Regions from separate parts of the Mus musculus genome. Here regions 1 and 3 are each linked to region 2. The links are chromatin loops, found by intact Hi-C in ENCODE. Cell type or tissue: heart. All regions are shown on one strand.

Region 1 (8,000 bases), 350 kb before region 2:
TAAAAATATATTTGAGACTAGAGAGATAGCTAGTCAACTGACAGAGGATTGGTATCTTGGATATTGAAAATGAAGGACCTAGGTGTGGTGGTGCACACCATTTATCTCAACAACTGGAGCAAATGGGTGGATCTCTGAGAGTTCAAGGCCAGCCTGGTCTACTTAGCAAGTTCCAGGGCTTCACAGAGAAACCCTGTCTCATGAAAAAGAAAAGTATCTTATATATACATCTGAGAATGGTACAATGAAAATCATTATTTTATGCAATTAATACATACCAATAAATTGCTTTTATCTTATGCCTGTGGGAGCAGCTTGTGGTCTAGGAAGAAACTCACTTGCGTTTAGCACAGATGAAAATATAAAACCAGCATCGTTTGATCACTTACAAAAAGTCACTTTGGTATCAGCTAAGAGGAAAAATTTGTGTGGCTAAGTGATCCAATTATCAAAGTTAAGCAATGTCTCTATGACTGGACAGGAGTCAACATTTTAGAATGCTCTTAATATAAATAAAATGTGTGCACAACTTATTGCTATAAACACAACAGATCATACACCTCATTATATGTTAAATGAGCACAGCTTTGGTAATGCAGTCCTATTGCTCTTTAAAAACATAAAATATACGCACAGTTTGTTATTACAAATATGAGCTGATCTTATAGTTATGTCTAATGACTTAAATGTCAATTTAAAGTTAAGTGTTAAGTTAAATGAACCCTGCTTTGCATAAATATTTGGTAACAGATAACTTTATGAAAGTGACATAAAATAATTTAAATATAGGCATAATAAGATAGGTGTGTACCATTTAGTAGTTATAAAAAAGATGAAGGCTTAAGACATGTACAGCTTCAGTGTTCTGGCCTGTAGTTTGAAATTCTTATTGGTTGATTTTCATGAGGCTCTGCACACACGTATGTTTGTGTGTGTGTGTGTTGTGTATGTGGATATGTGTGTGTTTGTGTGTTGTGTATGTATATATGTGTGTAAGTATGTATGTGTGGATATATGTGTGTTGTGTGTATGTATGTTGTGTATTTTGTGTGTGGTATGTGTGTTTGTGCATATGTGTTGTGTTTAAGTGTGTATATGTGTGTGTTGTATGTGTTTTGTGTGTAGTATGTATTTGTATGTGTGTACACGGGTGTTGTGTGTCGTGAGTGAGTGTATTGTATGTGTGTTTGTATGTGTGTTATATATGTTGTATGCGTGTTGTGTGTGTTTTGTGTATGGTATGTGTGTGTATGTGTGGTATGTGTGCTTGTGTGTATTGAGTATGTAGTATGTGTTGTGTGTGTGCTGTGTGTTTGTGTTTGTATGTGTAATTGTGTGTGTGTTGTGTGTATGTATGTGTGCATGTGCATGCAAGCTTGAGTGTGCATGTGAGAAAGGTCAGTGAGGACTCTCATCTGGAGGTCAGGGGAGGACATTGCATTTTCTGCTCCATCACCCCTTGAGACAAGGTCTCTCACTGAGCCTGGTGGCTGGCAAGCACAGCTATCCTCCTGCCTCTGCCCCAGCAGCACGGTTGATGTGTGACCTTGGCATGTGTGTGTGTTTAAGTGTGTATGCATATGTGTTGTATTTAAGTGTGCATATATGTGGCAGAGTTTAGGTCTTCATACTCTTGCAGGTTGTGTTCCTATTCACTGCAGCATCTCTTCAGCCCTGATGCTCTGTATCCTAGTCTTTCTCTCAGAGCAGAATATTCAGACCAGCTACCGGCACTGAAGTGGGTGGCTTGGTATGTGTGTGTAGCATCATGTGCAAGTTGTTATGGCTGTTGTTTGGGGGGAAGCTCACTTCCAAGTTTTTTTTTTTAATCTATCTATCTATCTATCTATCTATCTATCTATCTATCTATCTATCTATCTATCTAATATATATATGTGTGTGTGTGTGTGTGTGTGTGTGTGTGTGTGTGTGTGTGTGTGTGTATATACATGAGTACACTAGCTGTCTTCAGACATACCAGAAGAGGGGGGCATCAGACCCCATTACAGATGGTTGCCAGTCACCATGTGATTGCTGGGAATTGAACTCAGGACCTCTGGAAGAGCAGTCAGTGCTCTTAACCGCTGAGCTGTCTCTCCAGCCCCTACTTTCAGTTTTTAACATCAGGAAGCACTTTGTTGTTGTTTTTAATGATGATGTTTTGTGTTGTTTGTTTGAGACAGTGTCTTATGTAGCCCAGGCTGGTCTTGAATCCACTATTTAGCCCAGGCAGCCCTTGACCTCTGCTTGTCCTGCTTCTGAACGCTGAGATCGTGGGAGTGCTCCACATCACCTAGTTATGGAAAACAGTTTTTGTTTTTGTTGTTGTTTTTTTAAAGTCATGAAAGTGGAATACTGGAGGCAGAAAAAGGTGCAATTAAGGATTGATGGGTGGAACACAGAGATGGAGGAGGGGGCCAGTAGAGCAGGGAGGGCAACCATAGCTGTAAGGAAACTATGGTCTGTACACTAATTCAAAGATCTATTCTTACTTTTCTCTATGTGTGAGTTCATGAGCTGGTATGCTTGTGCTTGTTTGTAAGTGCACTGTGTATGTGCAATGCCCTTAGAGGCCAGAAGAGGGCATCAGATCCCCTGGAACTTGAGTTACAGATGCTGGTGAGCTGCCATGTGGGCACTGGGAATCATGCACGGGTCTTCTTCAAGAGCACCCAGTGCCCTTAGCTGCTCAGCCATCTCCCTATGTTTGAGAGGTCGTGAACTAAGCACGTTTGTCTCCTCCCTCCCCCGTCACACACCAGTGCAGTTTCAAATGTCCAAGAACCAGCAACTTCCTCCTCTGTACTTTCTGAACATTTGGATGAGATTCCCCCAGATGGCAGCTCCTCTCTGCCCCAGGGAGTCGTAGCTGAAGGGAACCCAACAGGTTCAAGCAGTTTATTCTAAGAAAGGAGGGAGAGGGGGAGGGAGAGGGAGAGGGGGAGGGGGAGGGGGAGGGGAAGGGGAAGGGGGAGGGGGAGGGGGAGGGGGAGGGAGAGGGAGAGGGAGAGGGGGAGGGGGAGGGAGAGGGAGAGGGAGAGGGAGAGGGAGAGAGAGAGAGAAGAGTTACAGGAAGATACAGAGAAATACAGAGACAGAGATAGAGACAGACAGAAAGACACAGAAACACAGACAGACAGACAGACAGACAGACAGACAGACACATACACACACACACACACACACACACACAGAGAGAGAGAGAGAGAGAGAATACACATCCCATACTCCAGCACGTATGGAGGGCATTTGGCATTGGGTCCCACTGCAGTCTTGAAAGGCTGAGGGTACAGAACACAGGTCAAGAGGAGCCTACAGGGAGGACAACTGAACAACCCAGCAGGCAGCTGTCACCACCCATGGTTGGAGAAACTCTCTCTAGGGAGTGAAATGAAGGATGGAGAGGAATCAGGGGAGAAGGGATAGGAAAGGAGGAGGTGGGGGAGGGAATGAAAGGAAAAAAAATTCAGGCAGGAGCTTGGCTTAGTATATAACCCAGTCATCACCTCACAGCAGCTATGGCTGTCTGTCTGTCTGTCTGTCTTGAGCCAGATGGCTGTGAGCCACCCTGAGAGCGCTGGTAATCAAACCCTGGACCTCTGCAAGAGCAGCCCAGTGGCTCTCAACCTTCCTAACGCTGCAACCCTTTAATTCAGTTCCTCACGGTTTGGCACCTCCCCCCCCCCCCAACCATAAAACTATTTTTGTTGCTACTTTGTAACTGTAATTTTGCTACTGTTATAAATATTAATGTAAATATCTTTGGAGACAGAGGTTTGCCCAGGATGTAGTGACCACAGGTTGAGAACGGTTGTTAGCTGCTGAGCCATTGCTCAGCCCCTCGGTCATTTCCCTCTGGTATTGATTGGAATCCCCCCAGTGCCTGAGCATGTTGGGTTCTTTTCCAGTGTTTAATGGCCATTCCTATTTCTCCTTCTGAGAACCACCTGCTCAGTTCACTCACCCACTTGATTTTGGCATTTAATCTTTGGATTCCTTATAGACTCTAGATACCAATCCCCGTTCGATGAAGAGTTGGCAAAGATCTCCATTCCCTGCGCTGAGACTTCACTTCTGTTTTGGTTTCCTCTGCTGTGTAGATGCTGTCTACAAAATTAATAATCTCCCCTCCCCTTCCCTGCATCGTCTTACTCAATGCCACCAGTGCTGGTGTCCTAATTTCTGGCGATCCCATTGGTCTGTTCTTGGAGTTCTCTCCTGAGTTGTTGGGGTGCCTTTAGCAAGTCCTCGCTACTGAGGTATCTGAAACTAGCTGCCTCTCTGTTCCCTGGAGCTTTGGCGTGCCCACTGCTTAGGTTGCCTTTGGCCACTAGAGGGCACCAGAGACACACATTTTCAGTTCTCTGGGCCGTTACCTAGTTGTGATTTCTCTCTGCGCCCCAAGGCCTTGAAATGCTGTGTGTGTGTGTGTGTGTGTGTGTGTGTGTGTGTGTGTGTGTGTGTGTGTGTCTGTGTGTGTGTGTCTGTGTGTGTCTGTGTGTGTGTCTGTGTGTGTCTGTGTCTGTGTGTGTCTGTGTCTGTGTCTGTGTCTGTGTCTGTGTCTGTGTGTGTTACGTGTACTGAAATCAGAGGACAACTCTCAGGGGTTAGCTCACTCCTCCACCAAGTGGCCCTCAGGGAGTGAACTCAGGCCATCTGGCTTTGTGTGCCTTACCGACTGAGCCATTTCGCCAGCCCTTAAGCACAGGTCTCTTTGGCCTTCATTAGTTCTTTACAGTGATGTTTCTTTCCCCTGTGCCCTCAGCTCTCATGAATCAGATTTGCTAGTGAGTGACAATCTACTTTTTTTTTCCCTCTCCTCTGCTTCTGGGCCAGGTCCTCCTGTCCCGTCTGCCATCTCACTCCCGTGGATGGAAAACTAGTAGTGACAGTGTCCACTACTGTCAGTCCACGGCCAAATGGCAACAGCAGCAACAGGCAGGGTGCGTGTTCTTGATCTCCTCAAAGCAACTCCAAGCTCACGAAGCTAAGGCAGAAGGGCCATGCGTTTGAGGCCACCCTGGGCTCAATTGCAAGACCCCGTCTCCAATCAAAACTGAACAAACAGAAAAGCAACTTCAAGTCCCCAGGCCAAAACGAGAGGAGTGAAGAGTAATGAATTAGAAATTGTCCGTGCTGGACAAATCGCCGCCCACAAACCCAGAGACCTGCATCTTTCTGTAGGACACACACCACACCTGGCTTCACCAAGGGGGCAGAGGTGCTCACGGCCATTCACCCCATATCTCAGGCTCCAGCAGGATCTCTCTGAGCAGTCAAACTTTTCTTATTGAGCAGGCTGGGCCTTCAGACCCTGGCTTCAAAGAGAATTCTTCTCCTCAATGAGCAGAGGAGAGGAAGAAATCTGTCACTGGATTCTGGTTCTCCAGCTCCTGCCCTTAATTGAAAAGGTGCCCAGGACGCTCTCTGGTGCCCCACTCCCCTCCTAAAGAGAAGGCTCAGAAGGAGCCTGAGCCTGCATCTGGGCTGGTGAGCCCTGTCCGCAGCCCTTCCCCGTTCTGCAAAGCCCTCTGTCTGCTTCCTCCTGATCTCCTCATCCATCCTAAGGAGTCTTCACACCTCTGAGGGCCGGCGAGCCTTCCCGTTATCATCAAACCCAGGAGCCCAAGCGCTCTGGAAGGGGCATTCCGACTCCAAGTCGCCGATCTTCAGAACTCTCGGCCACGAGAGAAGGAAACGCCGCAGTAAAGATAAACGACTCTGGTTTTCATTCTGGCCCGACATCCATCTTGGCAAAAACTGAAACCAATTTCTAGGGATTAGAAGTGTGGAATAGGGGGCAGACAGCCATCCCTGGTGTGTGTGTGCACACGTGGGCGCGTTTGTGTGTGGTGTGTGTATGTGAGTGTGTGGGTGGTGTGTGTTTGTGTGTATGTGTGTTGCGTGTATGCATCTGTGTGTGTTGTGCGTATGTTTGTGTGTTGTGCATACGTGTATATGTGTGTGTATATGTGTGTGGTGTGTGTGTGTATATGTGATGTGTGTACGTGTGTGTGTTGTGAGTGAGTGTGTTGTATGTGTGCTTGTGAGTATGTGTATGTGTATTTGTGTGTATATATGTGTGTTGTATGTATATGTGCTTTGTGTGTAGTGTGTGCTGTGTATTGTGAGTATATGTATGTGTGTTTGTGTGTATGTATGTGTGTTGTAGTTGTATGTATGTGTACTGTGTGCACTGTGTATTGTGAATATATGTTGTATGTGTGCTTGTGTGTGTGAATGTGTGTTTGTGTGTATATATGTGTGTTGTGTGTTTGTATATATGTTTGTTATGTATTGTGAGTATATGTTCTGTGTGTTTATATGTGTAGTTGTATGTTTTGTGTGTTGTGCATGTTGTGAGTGTGTTGTATGTGTGCTTGTGTGTGTTTGTATTTGTGTTTGTGTGTGTGTGTGGTGTGTATGTATGTATGTTTTGTGTGTATGGTGTGTGTGTATGGTGTGTGCGTGTGTGTGCACGTGTGCGTGCGTGCCTGTGTGTTGGGGGCGTTGCCTAGATAAGATAATAAGTCTGTCCAGTTCTGTGGGAAGGAGCTGTACTAATGGTCTGTCACTGCTTTTCTTTTCCTCTGTATCTTTTTTTATAAAGAGACATTTCCGTTCTGCCTTTTTCTTCTTGCTTGAATGTTTATCCATCGAGAAGCTTGGTTATTGGAACCAGTGATAAAGTAACAAGTTCTTGGCTAGAAGGTTCTGAAAGTGCGATAGAAGCCCGGGCTGCCAGGCTGTATCTCAGGTTAGACAACACAGAAGAAGCATCACATATAATCCGAGGGCCTCGGCCCCACCCTCCTCTCTCGCCCGGGCCACTGTTTGGAAACCAATGAGTGTTGTGTCAATGCCGGTCTTTGGGACTGGTTCAAAGGCTCCCTCTGAGGCATGCTGGGATATGGGGTTGGTTCAAAGGCTCGCACTGATGCATGCTGGGATATGGGGTTGGTTCAAAGGCTCACACTGATGCATGTTGGGATGTGGGGTTGGTTCAAAGGCATGCGGGGATGCAGCGTGCCCCCACGGGATGCCTCCATCACATCTCTGCTGTGGGCTCTCTCTGAGGCAACACATCAAGGACAGAGTCCAGAGAAATTAAACGCTGCTCTGGTGCCTGGGGGGAGCATGGCTCTTCAAACAAAGCTACTCGGCTGCAGAGCCAAGCACATCTGCGTTGTTGATTGCTCTCTGCGTTGCTGACGGCTCTCTGGTGTTTCCTGGATGCATTCTCATGATTAAGTCTTCCGGGATAACGGGTCTCAGAGACCCAGAACCTGCCGCTAAGAACTTACTTTAAAAAAAGACAGATTCCCAGATATGGGAATTCCCTACGGACATGTTTAATATAAATTTAAAACTCGGTGCATATTTATCTGGTGCTGATGCTGAGAACCAAATACAAAGAGGTCCACAGATACCGTGGAAAGAGTGACAGAGGGGAGAATGTTGAAAACTACCTTCCCATGGTCAAGCAGATATTTGATGTACAATTAAAGATGGGCAAACAAAAGCTTAATGTAAATGGAGGCCAGGGATATCAGGTAGCTCACTTGGGGGCAGATACCTCATCATAGAGGTGCCTCAATGGAGAGAGCATAGGGTGTAATGATGGTGATGGTGGTGATAATGGTGATGATGGTGGTGGTGATGGTGATGATGGTGGTGGTAATTATGACAGTGAGGTCAGAGGTGATGTAGAGTAGACCCAGACTTTGAGGTCTTCTAGCATCTGACTCGGGGGTACATCCTGATGTTTCTACAAAGTGCATTGGAAGTAAGAGCTGTCTCATAGGAACACACGTGCACACACACAAGATGGTATGAAGTTCTAACGATTAATGTGTCGAGTTTACGGGTTGCTGTATGAAGTGGCCCATCGGGAGGCTCTGCGATTCAAACACTCATCCTGAATCTTGTCCCAAAGCTGTGTGACTAAGCCAGCCCAGTCAGTCGACAGGGTCTCGAGGGAGGGAGTGAGGATTAAAGAA
Region 2 (8,000 bases):
CCACCGCTCCTGAGGTCACTAATACATTTTAAATCATACAGACAAAATGTTTGGCTTTCAAAGCTATCTTTAAAGACTGCGGCAGACTTTGGTCCCAGGGCTCAGGAGCCAGAGGTAGTGAATCAAGGCCAAACTGGTCTACAGAGTGGGGTCTAGGCCAGATTTATACACTTACATGTAGTATGTAGGAAGGCATGGGAAAGTGCATGGATAAACACTGGTGATTGTCCCTAAGAAGCACCAGGGGAGGCCTTGACTTTCTTAATTTTGTATGTCTTTTTGGGGGCGCGGGGGGTTCAAGACAGGGTTTCTCTGTATAGCCCTGGCTGTCCTGGAACTCACTTTGTAGACCAGGCTAGCCTCGAACTCAAAAATTTGCCTGCCTCTGCCTCCCGAGTACTGGGATTAAAGTCGTGTGCCACCACACCCAGCGTTTTGTATGTCTTGATCACGTAAATATATAATAGAAATGCTTACATACGATCACATAAATACAAAGTTATCTCTTTTCCCTTCAATCCACCCGTGAGAATGTCTCTGATCTCTCCATTGGGAACCAAGGGTGGCTACACGCCTCCTCAGTCACGTGATCCTTCCGCCATCCTAAAGACAGACGCAGTTGTCACCAGGGACCAAGCAGAGAAACTGAGGCACTGCTGTTGGAGGTCCACCGGACCGGAAGGGGTGGCTGAGTGTGTGCCTGCCTGAGCAGTCCGCGCGGAGGTGAGCTCGAAGCTCATCCCTGTGCCTGGAAGCCCGTGACTCAGATACTGCCGGCATTGTACAGATACTAAAAGTGGAGGCAGTGGAGGTTGAAGACGCTGTGGGAGGCGACCCAGCCTGTCTGGTGGTGTTATTGATAATTCTTAAGGACAGTTGCTGGAGGTTGAAGGGCCAGGGCAAGGACCACCTGGACCCTTGGGCTCCTGGTGCATGCTGGGAAGCCTCACACGTTACCACCCCACCCCACCCCACCCCCCCGCCCAGATGAGGACTTCCTTTTCTGCAGTGTGCATGCAAGCTGGCACTTCCCTCAACTGTTGCTAAATGACTGCAAAACAAAGATGTCCCCACACAAACACTTTCAAGCCTTGCTACTACCTTAGTGTTTCCACCAGAAACACAAAGCCTGGACGGGGCTTGCTGTGTTAATAGGCTGTGCCAAGACACAGGTGAGACAGAGGACGAAGTACCGAAGTACCATAGCAAGGATCAAGTTCAGCGAGGGTGTGCCTTCAGAAAGACCCGTGGAGCTGATGAACCGTCTGGGCTCCTGCAGCCCCCACTCCTCTAGGACAGCACTGAGCCCCAGTTACTCCCCTCCTACTTCTGTGACTGAGGCCAGAGGCACTCCAGGCCTCCCCGGACATGCGCAATACACCAGGGAGCCGGGTTCAGGCCACTGGGAGCCCAGGAGGGTAACAAGGAACTGACCCTCTTCCTGTTTCCTGGATCCCTCTTCTGTACCCAAGGCCTCACTGTGCCGCACCCTGCCCCACACCTCCCATACCCCCCATACCCCATCCTGCCTCAGACGTCCTGATATGCCTTCTGCCTCCCTCTCTGTGAAACGGGCTAAGAAATCAACTAGGAAACGATAGTCTTGTTCCCAAAAGAGCAAAGAACTTTTTCTTGTGGTCCCGGGGCTCACGGGAGCCTTAAGGATAAAACAGAAGAGAAATGGACCTTTCAAGGAACAGCCTTGGGCCTCTTTGGGAAGTTGTGCAGTAAATCTAAAACTCCCAAGTTGAATGGCCTTTAGGCCCGCTTCTGGAGCCCCACCCTAGAACAGTAACAGTCGAGCCTCGGAGAACAAAAATGGGGATGTTGGTGGTAGCACCCTTCTTACGTCAAACTGGACATGAACCCTTGACGGTCGGCAGGGGAATGGCAGGGCAATAGGCACCTGGCCAGAGCAAGGAATAGCATGCAGCTATTAAAAAGGATAAGGTTGGCATGCCAATGTTTTTTTTAACTTAAAGGCATGTCCAAGACATTAATGAAATAGTAATAATTTGGATTGGTTTTTGCAGAAGGAAGCCAAGGCTGCGTGAGTTTGTGTAAACAGGAGAGGGCAGGAAGCTCCCATGCATCTAGGAGTGACTGATATGATGTCACAACTTTCTGAAGTTTCTCAAAGAGATACACCTGCTAGTACTCAAAACCACAAGCTAAGTATTCAGGGGGTGTCAAGAGGGCTAAATAGATAAAGGAGCTTGCCACTAAGCCAGACAGCTTGAGTTCGATCCCCGGGAATCCACGTGGTATCCAACCAACCCCGTTGTCCTTTGACCTTGACTTGGGCACTGTTACAACACACACACACACACACACACACACACACACTCAAAGAGGAGGAAATAAAGCTAATTTTAAAAACTAAACATCAAAATTAAAACCTTGGCCTGGGAAGATGCCTCAATCAGGAAGATGCTTGCCATGCAAGCCTGAAAAGCCAGGTTCAGATCCCTAGCCCCAGAGAAAAGGGTCAGATGTGTCAGTGCTGGGCAGATCTCTGGGGCTCACTGGCCAGCTGCCTAGCTGAGTGAGCAAACCCCAGACTCCAGTGTGGGAATGTGCCTTAAACATTTACACAGAGCCAGGCATGGTGGTGCATCCCTTTAGTCACTCGGAATACAGAGACAGGAAGATACCTGCGACTTTGAAGTTAGACGGGTCTACATAAGACTAAATGGAGAATGGTATATGTATATATAAATACACCCACGCGCGCGCACACGCGCGCGCACACACACACACACACAGAACATATTATCTCTCTCTCTAAATATATATGTGTGTGAGAGAGATATATGTATATGTATATTATATGTATATTATATGTATATTATATGTATATTATATGTATATTATATGTACATACATATATATATATATAGCCCAATTTTTCACTTAAAATTGGGGAAAAGAAGCTGGAGCTCTCTAGTATAATATTAGTCACACACACTTTAGTAAAGTGTTGGGTGGCTATACTTTAGCAAAACCAGATCTAAGACAGCCATGACAGGTAGGACTCAATAGTGAGGTCCTGTCCCAAACAAACAAATCCCACATGTGGTTTCTAAGGAACATAACCCAAGATTGATTTCTGCTTTTCACATGCACATACATACGTGTACCCACTTACACACATCAAATAAAAGTTTTTAAAATAAAGACCTTAAGGAGCTGCCAAAATGGAGCCAGAACAGGGAGGGGTCCCCATTGGCTCCCTGTACCCTTCTCCCCTCTCTTCCACCCCGCCCCCACCCCGTGGGCATCGTTACTTGTCCTTTCTTCCCCGCCCTGCTCCCTGGCCATCTCCAGCCATCTCCCTGGTATATCTCACGCTGACACACACCATGTTGCCAGCCCTCCCGTTCCCAGCAGGCCTGCTGCCCCAGCCCTGACCCCGTCCCTCGGAGAGGTTGAAAGGGCACCCTGAGATAACCCAGCTCCAGCTCTCCCACAGGAAATCGGGGAGGAGGGAACCCCCCACCCCCACCCCCGCTGCCTAGTTAGGGTCTTCAGAGCCTCCCATGATAAGAGCAGTCGTGTGCTGAATGTTCCATAAGTACCAGGCTCAGTGCTAAGCCCTGTCCTGTGTGACCACACCCTGCTTGCTAGGGACGCTCAGAAAGGAGAGAAAGGGCTGAAGGAAGAGACCTCGGAGCCTTGCCTGGCTCATGTGTGAAATGAAATGATCATGGTTCCCTCTACCTGAGGTCAGAGAGAACTGGGGCAGGAGCGGGGGCCCCTGTAGTCTCTTACGTAACCTGTACATGTTCCATATTCTTGTATCCAAGCTGGGAACACGGCCAGTGTTCCTGAAGCACTTGCCCTTGTTGGTAATTCATCTTTAGACTGATAGGAGAGAACCTGGCTGATGAACTTGCAGAGAACCTGGTTTAATCTACTCGGAGAATAGAAAGAAAGCATCTCAAGATGGCCACGTGACGTGGGTGGAGAGACTGGACCTCCCCCAACCCCTGCAGAGTTAGCGGTCCCTTGGGAAGCGCAAAGATGGATTCTTTGCAGAAGGGGCCGGAGCTGGGGTGGGCTGTGAGGAGTTTAGGGAGCATGGACAAGGAACTGGGTCTTGTTGCTACAGTTTGTACCTAGAAGGCCTACTGGGTCGAAAGAAAGTCATCTCTTCTCACCTGCTTGGCCTAATTTCTCTCCTGTTTTTTTTTTTTTTTGTTTTTTTGTTTTTTTTTTTTTTAATAGGAACAATTGCAGAATGTCATATTGATAAAAATATAAATGTGAGTTGTTAAAGGTTTAAAAGGTAAAATTCAATCAACTGACATCATCATCCGGGTCCTTTACAGGGACGATCTCTTAACCCTCCTCTACCGTCCCACGAACGATAGCATCATGAGCCCCACCGTTCAAAAAGGAAGGCTCAGAAGCACCATGCTCAGCCTCTTTCAGCGGCGTTGCCATAGAGGATGAGACAATTCCATCCTAGTTCTCAGATGGGAAAACTGAGGCATAGAGAGACCAAGTCCCATATCAAAGATGTCAGAGAGGGCAAGAAGGAGCGAGAGCTAGGAGCCAAGCCGGCCCGCGCCAAGGTAGCTTGCTTCCGCTTGAAGAGCGCGGGCGCCCCCTTGTGGCAAAACATCACTTGATGGCAGTTTAGACTGAAGACGGAAAAGGGGCGGGTGCGGAAGGAGCGGGGAGGTTGGCAGGGAGGCTCTTCCAAAGTCACTGGTTATGTTGTCACCAGGCCAACCTGGCTCCGAAGGTCCTGAGGGAGAAAAAAAATCTCGTCTCAGCAACCATAAGAGATTTCTGACATGAATGAGTTTCTAGGCAGTTTCCTAGAAAAAAACGGGACACAGGTTCACACTTAAGACCAGGAGAAGAAAGAGGTGGATCTCTTGGGTATTAGTCACTTTCGTATGAATGCTCTTTTGTAAAACCAGATCTAGGATGGCTGAGATGTACTGAAGAACGCAGGCTGGAAAAAAATGAGGAAAAGACCATGATGAGAGTCAAGGAAGCCTGACTGTGGTCTTAACATTTCTCCTCCCAAGTTTGTCAGGAAATTCTGAGCCCTAAGGTCTTGAGGGCCTTTGGGAATGCGGTGGGCCATGAAGGTGCCCCCCACCGCTGAACTAGGTGGCTCTCTCTGAGCAGAGAAGCACCCCCACCCGCACCCCAGCAATCACCATATCTGCCAGTATCTTGATCCTGGATCCTTGATCCAAGGCAGAGCCGAGACCTATACATGTTTATGGAGTCCAAACTCTAAGGAACAAGCTAGAAGTCCCAGCAGCAGACAGTGGGGAAGCTGACCCCACCCGCCAGCTGCAGGGGGATAAAGATTCTGTAGTCTCTCTCCCTCTCTCTCTCTCTCTCTCTCTCTCTCTCTCTCTCTCCCTCTCTCTCTCTCTCTCTCTCTCTCTCTCTCCCTCCCTCCCTCCCTCCCTCCCTCCCTCCCTCTCTCGTCCTAGGTGTGTGCTGGGTTCTCTGCCTGAATCCTCACCAGCATGTTTCATCGTCAGTCGATTTGAGGGCAGTGTAGGATTGCATTCGTTTCTCTGACAGAAACATGTATCTAAGAATTCCTCGTGTTTTGTGCCCTTTGCCTACCCAGGGGCTTCTCCTCTATCCCCACCCACATCCTGCCCCCAGTATCCTCTACTTAGCCCTACCAGCTTCCGCTCCATTGACATGACCACCTCCAAGAAGTCCTCCAGCTCCATTCCTAACACCCTGGAATTGCTCCCATCCCCATCCCTAGTCCTGTCTCTTTTAGGTTCAGACCCCACCCCACCTCCACCCCCGATTCTGCAATATGGCATCTCTCATGCACATGCACTCAGAACGTTGACCATGCCACTGTGTCCCCAAGTAAAGGTGTGTCCAACCCATCTCGGGACTCTCCTCTGCACCCCCGCTGAGTCCTCAGCCCCATCTGTAGAAAGGACTGGGACACAGTTTCTCCCCTCTCTGCTTCAGGCAAAGTACACGCGCTTCTGCACAGCCCTCTGGGAGCTTCAAGGAAGTGGTTTTAATTTTGTTCCTTGACTGGTGCACAAATCTGGTTGCTAGAATCCTGGTTCAGAGTAGGGTGGTGACCATTGAAGTCATGAGTGTTACATCATCAGGAGATGCTACCGTCGTGTCTGATGACTGGAGACGACACTGTCATGGTCAATAGCTGTCCTGTGTTCTGTATAGATCGATGGCTCCAAGCTAAGTTCATGTGGGCACCCGTCCCTGTTGATCTGCAAGGACAGTGCAGATACCTAGGCTAAAGAACCACCCTTACAGACACACCATACACTCTGAGACTACCTCCCAAGTAAGGGCTTCAACCCCAGCCGTGATCCCTAAAACTGCTTCTAGGGAGACCAGCACCAGATGTCTCCAAGCCTCAGGTGTGAGTCGTTATTCTCCAAGACAAACTCACTGTGCAGCTCGAGCTGGCCTGGAATATGCTTTGTAGCCCAGGCTAGACTTGAACTCATGATTCTGCTACCTCGGCCTCCCAAGGGCTGTGGTCACAGGTGCGCATGCACCAGGGGGCCCACTTAGGTGTGACTCTTTGATCCGTGCCTGGGTAGGACTTATGCTGTTGCTACTTGAGGTAACAGGCTGGGCAGGGCTCTGCCTAGGTCACTGATGCCAAGGTCACGGATGGGGGTAGGAAAATGCTTCTAGGTTGTTTGTGAACTCCCCCCCTCCCCCCCAGCTAGAGTAGATGTGGCCTCCTTGGCTTTGAAAATAAGCAAAGAGTTTGCCATTCTATACATTGTAGGCTGCCTGGGTCTCCTGAGGTGGGGAACTGGAGTCTGTGTGCTTCTGGTTTCTCCTCACTGACCCTGGGTCTTGTGTGCTGGATCCACTCCAAAAGGGTATGAATGTAACAGACTTATGAACCCAGGATGGGGGGAGTTAATCTGCAATATTAAAAAAAAACAAACAGCATCATCTCTAAAGTTGAGAACAGAGCTCAGGAGAGCCAGCTCTGGGGTTCAGAGAACTCACTGCTCTCGCAGATGACAGGAATTCAATCCCCGACTCCCACCCTCCTGTGGTTACTGTGCCAGGGGATCTGACGCCCTCTTCTGGCCTCAGAAGGCACCTGCACACACACGTCCAGACACACATACATAATTTTAATTTTTTTTAAAAAATTTTTTTTGTAAAGTTAAGAACAGAACACTACATTGCTGCCGAATATCTTTAAGCCTGGAGCAGGAAAGAAAAGCTAGCCATTACCCAGTTTGTCTGTGTTTGAGTCCTTGGCCTGGGTACACCTCCTCTGACTGTCAGATCATTTTATAGAGTGTTTATTTGGGAAAGGAATAGAATAGGCTTTTTGACAAACCATCATCAAATGCTTCCAAGAAAACTCAAAGCCCTGAGCGGAGAGGATGTGGAGTTTGCCTTTCCCGAGTGGAAGCCAACAGAAGCCCAGGCAGGCTGGTCATCTCTGGATGGGGCTAGCCCAGCCAGGGCAGGAGAGGCCATCTTTCAGAGGCGCCAAGGGACCACCCTGGGCAAGGCTGTCCACCAGGACTCACAAGTGGCTCATTGTCCCCCAGACAGCCAGGCTCTGGGCTGGAGAGGAAAGGTGGAGATTGTGTGCGTTGGCAGAGTCAGTGGGGAGGGTCTGGGGATAATCCTGCTGTAAAGAGATGTTTGAGCTCCGGTCCTGATGAAAAAGAAAGCCAGGGTCAGTTTCGAGGGGGTGAGGCCACTGGTAAATTGGAGATGTGGAGGCTTCAGGGTGGAAGCCTCTGTTTTGAAAGAGATTAGGAGATAGGAAGAGGGGAAATGGGTAAGAATAAAAGCCAAGACCTGTATTTCCATATGGGACCTGAGAGATGCCGGGTGTGGTAACTCACGTGCCTAGAAAGCCTAGCATTCAGCCAGTGTCTACCCTTCTTTAAGGCTCAAAGAAGGTGCCACACAGCCACCACTATTTGATGCCATTAGGAGGAAAATTGTTATCCCTGCTTCAGCCAGTCCTTCATCACGGG
Region 3 (8,000 bases), 310 kb before region 2:
ATTGACTGTTTAAAATGTTTGTACTTGGGGTTGAGGGGCATGGCTCTGTGGTACAGCATTCAGTATGTACACAAGACTCTCAGTTCAATTTCCTGGGCTCCCAAGCCGCCAAAGGAAGAAGGGGAAGAAGAGAGAGCATAGGAGAGAAGGAAGGGGGGACAGGGGAGGGAAGGATGGGGATATTCCTCTATCCTTTTCTCTGACATCAGTTTTGATTTATTAAATATATCACATTAAAATATTATTTGTCTTAGAGCCAGGCGAGATGGCTGAGTAAGAGTGTTTGCCATGCAAATGTGAGTTCAAACCCCTGTGACCTCCATGTAAAAAAGAAAATATATCAGTGGGGTAGTGCACACCTGCAATCCCAGCACTAAGGAGGCAGAGACAGGTTCATCCCTGAGGTTCATCAACTGCCCTAGCTTAACCTATAAGCTCTGGGTTCAGCGAGAGACCCTTTCTCAAAAATGAAGGTAGAGAATGATGGTGGCGAACACGTGACTTTCACCTCTGGCCTCCACATGCAAATACATGTGTACACACATGTATCTATAAACATACCCCAAATGTTATTCGTTTCAATGTTGTACCTGCATTCCCTGGTGGATCTTCAATCACCTGGCCACTGTAGCCTTCAAGGACAAGACTAAATCAGCAAACTTGGATGCTGGGCTATAGGTTGGAGGCACAGGCTCTTGAGAACTTCAAGGGAGTGTTTTAAGGATGCCATAGTGATTTCAAACCAGAGGCCCAGGTCATTGCCAGGCCAGAGTTCTCTCTGAGAGTTGCCTTGCTTTTCTCTCTGGAGGCGTGACATGGTTCTCTGTGACATCTTTGGCTGTGACTGAGCCGAGAAGCTCAGCCATCCTGAGTGCCATTCCTGGGATCAGGGATTGAGCTTTCCCTATGTCCCGGGGATTCCTCCCCAGGAATGTGCTGTTGGGCTGTGCCTTCCCTGGAGAAGGGGTGCTAATGGAAGAGACCTACTAGAATATGAGACAGCAGTGGTTCTCAACCTGTGGTTTCCAACTCCTTTTACAGGGTTTGTCTAGAACCATCAGAAAACACAGATACTTGGGGATGGAGAGATGGCTCAGCGGTTAAGAGCACTGACTGCTCTTCTGAGTTCAAATCCCAGCAACCACATGGTGACTCACAACCATCCGTAATGAGATCTGATGCCCTCTTCTGGAGTGTCTGAGGACAGCTACAGTGTACTTACATATAATAAATAAATAAAATTTTAAAAAAGAAAAAGGAAAACACAAATACTTAATTGCAATTTGTAACAGTAGCCAAATTATAGTTATAAAGTAGCAATGAAAATAACTTTATGGTTGGGGATGACCACAACATATGGAGCTGAGTTAAAGGGCCACAGTGTTAGGAAGATTGAGAACCACTGCTCTAGAGTAAGAAAGAACGAAGCTTTCTTGACTTATGAATGGTCTCCTCTGCCCCAAATCCTCTTTTTTATTGATGGTTTTACAATAATGATTCAGATTTATAGAGTGTGCTCCACAGTCCAGACACACAACTTGACATCATCAAAGCATTATCTCCTTGAATCCTTGCTGCCAGCTCCAAAGAAAAATCCTTCCTTTCATTTGTCTGATGTTTGGTCTTTCAGCACAGGATTTCACTAGGCAGCCCAGGCTGGCCTTGAATTCACAATCCTCCTGTATAAGCCTTATAGGAGCTGGAATTACCTATGTGAGCCATCACACTCAACTTAGACATTCTGTGTGTGTGTGTATGCATGCATGTGCTCATGTGTGCACATGTACAGGAAAGTTCACATGCGTAAGAGTATGCCTCCATATGGGTTTGCATGTATGAGAGTGTATGCCCATACACGTGTGTGTACAAACATACATGTGCACATGTGTTATACTGCACATAGATGTGTACATGTGTGTGAGTGTGCATATGTCTTGCACATGTGTGAGAGCATGCATACATGTGTGTGCATGTATGTGTGGAAGCCAGAGGTCAATTTCAGGTGTCATCCAACTTGTTTTTGTGTTTTGAGAAAAGGTCTCTTCCTGACCTGGAGCACACTGAGTTGGCTAGGCTGGTTGACCAGTAGGCCCCAGGGACCCAGCAATGGGAGGCTGAGGTTAAGATGCATACCATCACTCTTAGATTACTTCTTCTTCTTCTTCTTCTTCTTCTTCTTCTTCTTCTTCTTCTTCTTCTTCTTCTTCTTCTTCTTCTTCCTCTTCCTCTTCCTCTTCCTCTTCCTCTTCCTCTTCCTCTTCCTCTTCCTCTTCCTCCTCCTCCTCCTCCTCCTCCTCCTCCTCCTCCTCCTCCTCCTCCTCCTCCTCCTCCTCCTCCTTTTCTTATCTTCTCTCTGTTCCTAGATTCTTTCTTTCTTATGGTTTCTGTCAACTAAACTTAGGTCCTCATATTTCATGGCAAACACTTCACTGACTGAGCCCTCTCTTAAACCTTCAGGATCCATCTTCCATTCCCATTCTACAGATACAGAACTTGGTGCCCTGAGTGGGAGGGCCCTCATGTGCTTCAGCTAAATGATAGGTTTTAAATTGCAGAGATTTTTGGAATTGCTGCATAAACTTCATATTCTAAGACATTTCCTGTCCCCATGAACATTCAGAGACATTTGAAGACTGGAAGTATGGACAGATGTGGAGAAGTGAAGCCCCACCCCCCTCAAAGTCACGGGCCCTCTGCAGGCTGCAAACCAAGCCCTAGACCTGCATTGCCGACCTTCAGACTGGCATTTGGAGCTGACTCTTTGCCCTGCCAGCACAAACTGCTCCAAAAACAACTCCTTCCTAGCCAGTAACAACCCAGGCCTGGACTCTGTGTTCCAGGGCCATGTCAATGAGCTACAGATCTCCTGAGGACAGAGATGGCTCCAGAAGTCCTGAGCCAGGGACAGAGTTGGGAGGAATGGAACCCTCAGAGGAGAAGTTGGGAAACAGCATGCCCTGATTTTGCCTCAAACTCTAGAGGCAAGGAAGACATGGTGGGTGGTTAGAGACAATCTTGTGACTGACAGGAGGACCTCTAGAGGAAGCCCAGCCCGCCAGCATCCCACCTCCCCCAGCTGCCCTTAGCATCTCATCTCATTTTAGAGGCATTTGTTTTTGGAGATGCAACAGCTGTGGAGCTCAGGACATTTCTCAAGCGCCGCAACCGAGCTCCCGAGACACATGTGACATTGGGTGATGCCTACCATGCAGAAATAAACAGGACCAGAGCCCCTGCTGCTTCTATAAATGGTCATTTTATAACTAAACCGGAAAGGCTGGGGAGTTGACAGCATCAGTAACACTGCTTGCTATGCAAAAGGAAGGGCCAGAGCTTCAGCCTCCAAATCCCTGGGAAAAGCCAGAGATGGTGGCTCAAGCTCGGAATCCCTGCGCTGGGTGGAGGAGACAGATGATGGATCCCTGGGGCTCTGTGGACATTCCAGCCTCATCAGAGAGCTCTGGGGTCCAAGGAGAGAGCCTGTCTCAAAACATCCTAAGAAACAACGTCAAAGGTTGACCTTAGACCTCCAAGTTCATAGCCACTCACCCCACCACCACCACCACACTGGATACAGGGTACACACCTGGAACCCCAGCACTTGGGTGACTGAGATAGAAGCATTGTGTGTTTGAGGCCAGCCTGGGCTACATAGTGAGCCTCTATCTAAAAGGAGAGGCATTAATCCATTTGTGAGGTTTAGGGTCCTAATGGGCTGAGAATGTAGCACAGCGGTGGAGTCTGGATTCCCAGAAGAGCAGGGAAAGGAAGGAAAGACAGTCACTAGATAGACAGCAAGCAGTGAGTGATCTTTTTTTTAAAGTCAGCCTCTCATCTGTGAAGCAATTTAAACACAGCATGGTCATGTTGCTTGTCCAAGTCACACAGTAAATAGCAAATAATAAATACAAAAAAAAAATTAGCCAAAAGTAAATAGCAAAGTAATAGTCTAACCTGGACACCAGACATCCTATCCCTTACCTGTTCCAGAACTTTCTATCAGGGGACACAGCTTATCAAGCAACAGTAAACATTTTATAAGACTTCCCAAGGAGTCTCAGAAGCTCAGAGTGTCTGAGAAAGGCTGAGAGCGTTTGGGGAGCTGACTCAGAAAGAGCTCTGTCCCTTCTCCTGGCCAGGGGACAAGAAGGGGGTTGAGTGATCAGAAGGGTTGTGTGGAAGCATGGAGAGAGAGGGGATGAGTACTTACTAAGGAACAGACTGCAGTTGACTGAGACAAGGTGGGACTGAATCCTATGATGTTTCTTAGTAACTGTCCTTTGGCCACAACAGCGGCCTCTGATGTGTTTGAACCAGGAAGACGCTGAGGAGCTTGTGTGGTGTATGCTGTGCACTGTGAGTTGGGGAGGATTTACTGTTAGGAAAAACCAGATTACCTTCCCAACAATCCAATGAAAGAACTATCAGGGTGATCCTGCACAGCCGTCCAGGCAGGGCACCATAATAAAAGAGGGGGTGCCACCCACATCCTTCCTGGCTTTCTCACATTTATGTCTATTTACTACATCAGTTCTCCAGGAGATGGCAGTCAAGGGTCTTGTTCTGATGAAACTGGCAGCTGTTACTGCCTAGGAAGGTGTGTGGACTGCTCTTGGCATAAAGAACACCTCTTCCTTGAGTTTGAGGAAAGTGGAATTTCGCTCAGGGGTTTGATCAGCTTGGGTATCAATCAGCCCACTTTTCAAACTGAGGACTGTCTCACTGTGGTCTGAGGCTAGGGAGGAGCTGGGTTCACGGTGGAAGGGACGCTGGAGATTCACTGATACAACGGTCTCTCAGTCACACCTGGAAAGGAACAGAGACCTTGTCTACCTGGCAGTGAGGAGAAAACCCACACCAGAAAATGCACCAAGGGTCTGTTTGGGGCAAATCTGAGTGTAGCATGTGTTGGCTGCCTGTAAGCATGTTTGTTTGATTGTTTGCTTGAGTGGTTTGGTTTTTCAGTATGGGACAAACAGGTGGAACTTGGAACTTGGCCCCAGTCCCTCCCTGAAGATTTTAGGTAGGTGTTCTACTGCTAAAGGACTTCTCCAACCACTCCCTGTGATTTTTTTTTAACCTTTTTAATTCTGAGACAACCAGGTCACCTGCTTTAAACTCATGCTGTAGCCCAGAGAGATCTAGACCTTCTTTTCTTTTCTTTTTATGTCTGTCTGTCTGTCTGTCTGTCTGTCTGAGAAAGGGTCTCACTCTGTATATCCCTGGCTGTATGGGAACTCACTATATAGACCATGCTGGCCCAAAACTCACAGAGATCCTTCTGCCTCTGCCTCTCAAGTGCTGGGATTAAAAGCATGCACCACTATGCTCCACCAGGTCTTGGAGTTTTCAATCCTGCTATCTCAGCCACCTGAGTAGCTACAGTTAGAGTCCTGCACCCCAGGACTGCGGTATGACATTCATCACTGCAGATCTGGGCAGAGATATGGATGCTTCGCAGGGCAGGACAGCACCCCCCTTCTGCTTGTGTTGCCTTGGTGACAGGATCAAGGTTAAGAGTTCAAGTTCTGTGGTCACCTGATCTGGGTGTGTCTTCTTACTTCTGATCAAAGCTGTGGTGACCTCAAGCACATGCTTGTGCCCACTGGGCCTCAGTTTCAATAACTGTAAAGTGGGTAAAATAATTGTTCCCGACAGGGGAAGAGTGGAGCCACACAGGTGAATTAATAGGCCTAGCACCATGTAGCACCAATGGCCAGTGGCATCCTTACTGGAAACTGGGTCTGGCTGGTTCATGGCTGCCTCCTTTCCCCACACGTGACTCAAATGGGAGAATTCCAGACCCAAGCCTTCATCCCAGCACCCAGTTGGGGGATGCTAATGTTCTTTGTAGCCTACAGCCTTCCTGGAAAGGTCTTGTTTGGGGACTGGCTGTCATTCCTAGGTTCAGACCTATTTTTCTTCAGTCTGCAGCTGGGATTATTAGAAGTGGGGTCTTGGAGATGGTTTGGCCAGCTGTGGTTGTCTTGGATTGAGTGAGAGGAGAGGAGAGAGGGGAGGGAGAGAGGAAGGATGAAGAAAGAGAGACCCAGAAAGAGGTGAGGCAGAGGAGGGGAGGCGGGGAGGCCGGGAGAAGCATTGCTAATCCGGAATGTTCATGAAGTCCTAGACTTATTTCGCAAATGCCGATTTTAATTACCCAAGCCTTGCAAACACAACCAGAATGCCCCAGTACCACCTCGCTCACTCTGTGTCTTGGTGCCGTCCGTCCGGTGTTTAGAAACCCGTCTCTCACTGGCGTTGATGATGTCACCAGCTGCCTTGTGTGTGGAATTTCCATATCCCCCCACCACCAAAATAACGTTATTAAGTCCACCGGGAAACTCACAATGGTGGACATTTATTGTATAATTGTCATGATTATTACTGCTCTAATTTATTTCCCTACTTAAAAACGTTCTGGAGACTGTAAGTCATTCCAGGTTGATCCTCAAAAACCTGGAGACTCAGATTATTTAGAGAGAGACAGGGAGAGCGTTTAGCCAGGTGCACGGGGCTCTCAGATTTCCTGAGGCTGGCTGCAGGGACTCAATATAGAAAGCAGGGGACAGTGTGTGCATTGTGCCTATGTTAGACAATGTGAGATGGATACAGATCAGATAATTGCATCATTTTCCAAGTGATTCCCCTGGGGTACAAACCCCAACGTGCCCACCAATGAATGGCTTCATGTTTTCTGCTGTCTTCCCCGGGGCTCCGTGCAAAAACACCCTGGTGTAAAATGAGGGTCTTAAAAGGGAGGGGGGAATCTGCTGCAACCTATTCAGTGTGAGACTGTAATGGGGAGAAAGAGGAGAAAGTGAGGAGTTATGGGGTAATAAAGATGGCCAAATTTCATTTCATCGGCGTTTTGATACTCGACCAATTCGAAGGCTCTTAATATGAAGAAGTTTGCGTCCGAGGTTAAATTGAGCATGTGACACACAGGGCCTGTGGGTAGAAAGAGAAACCGGACCCCTCCGCAGACAATTAAAATGCCAGAAGAGTTACGTTAATTGAGCAATTGAACATTTTATGTCCAGTAAATGTGTGACTCTGTTATAACGGCAATATTAACATGAGGGAGAGTTTATTGAGCCCTTATAATGTCCAGGGCATTAGGCAAAGGTAGCGGTCCCCAGTGTGGCTGGTGGGTGGAGGCATTGGTTCGTGTCTGGATATATCTGTAGCTGTCACACCTGGGAAGAGGGGACAGAGGACAGGCAAACTTCTGGGTATCTCTCCATGCCCAGATGGCTCTCCACTTCTGCCTGCTTCTGGCCTCAAACATCCACGTGCCACTTGGAGCACTGAAAGGCATAGGGCTCTTCTAGCAGCCATTCGGTGACAAATTTGACACCTCTCCAGCCCGAGTGCTGTCACTTGCAGTAGTTTACAGATGACCTAATGAGGCTTGCAGATGTTTAAAAAGCCAGGGACTGGGAAGACGGCTGAGCAGGCACTTGCTGACAAGGCTGACAACCTGGGTTCAATCCTTGGGATCTACTTGGTGAAAGGAGAGAATTTTACTCTTGCATGTTGTCTTATGATCTCCTTCCGAGTGCCTTCAGCAGGTGGGTACCCATGCATGCTTGCACATGTGCTCTCGCACCCGTGTACACACACATACACACACACATACATGCGCACACATGCATGCACATGGACACATATGCACACACATGGACACACTCACGCACACTTGCACACACATACATGCACACATGCACACACACAGACACATGCATGCACACATGCACACACATGCACACACGCACACACATGTACACACATGAGCATTCATACACACACACATATGCACATGTGCACACACACATAAATGTAATACATTTTTTAAAGGAAGAAAGACTCACACACCCAAATGCAGACTCTTTCTTAGGGTGTGTGTTCAGTAGGGAAAGGACCTCCAATCTGTTTTTTCTCCATCTTGGAGGATTTGTGAGGCCACATGACAAACAGTAAACAGCGGAAGCTGCATT

Evidence for each region. A loop is a pair of places that touch in the nucleus more often than their neighbours do. Peaks named below come from ENCODE experiments on the same cell type or tissue, not always from the same donor. Only the 100,000 strongest peaks of a DNase experiment are listed, where the experiment ranks them.
Region 1: a loop joins it to region 2, with 7 times the contacts of the local background. A loop is called at or near these places in 27 of 42 quality-filtered maps.
Region 3: a loop joins it to region 2, with 7 times the contacts of the local background. A loop is called at or near these places in 29 of 42 quality-filtered maps.

Annotation. Positions count from the first base shown.
Region 1 is chr5:119,736,986-119,744,985 of GRCm38, forward strand. No RefSeq gene overlaps it. Among named protein-coding and RNA genes, the nearest start is that of Gm42017, 46 kb to the right of the region's middle. In heart, CTCF peaks have their summits at 2,573 (motif pointing right) and 4,300 (motif pointing right); no DNase peak of the experiment used is centred here; H3K27ac peaks cover 690 bases; H3K27me3 peaks cover 1,433 bases.
Region 2 is chr5:120,084,132-120,092,131 of GRCm38, forward strand. No RefSeq gene overlaps it. Among named protein-coding and RNA genes, the nearest start is that of Rbm19, 28 kb to the right of the region's middle. In heart, a CTCF peak has its summit at 4,612 (motif pointing left); a DNase peak (open chromatin) is centred at 4,630; H3K4me3 peaks cover 532 bases; H3K27ac peaks cover 2,275 bases; H3K27me3 peaks cover 2,683 bases.
Region 3 is chr5:119,773,498-119,781,497 of GRCm38, forward strand. No RefSeq gene overlaps it. Among named protein-coding and RNA genes, the nearest start is that of Gm42017, 9.5 kb to the right of the region's middle. In heart, a CTCF peak has its summit at 4,534 (motif pointing right); a DNase peak (open chromatin) is centred at 2,804; H3K27me3 peaks cover 1,839 bases.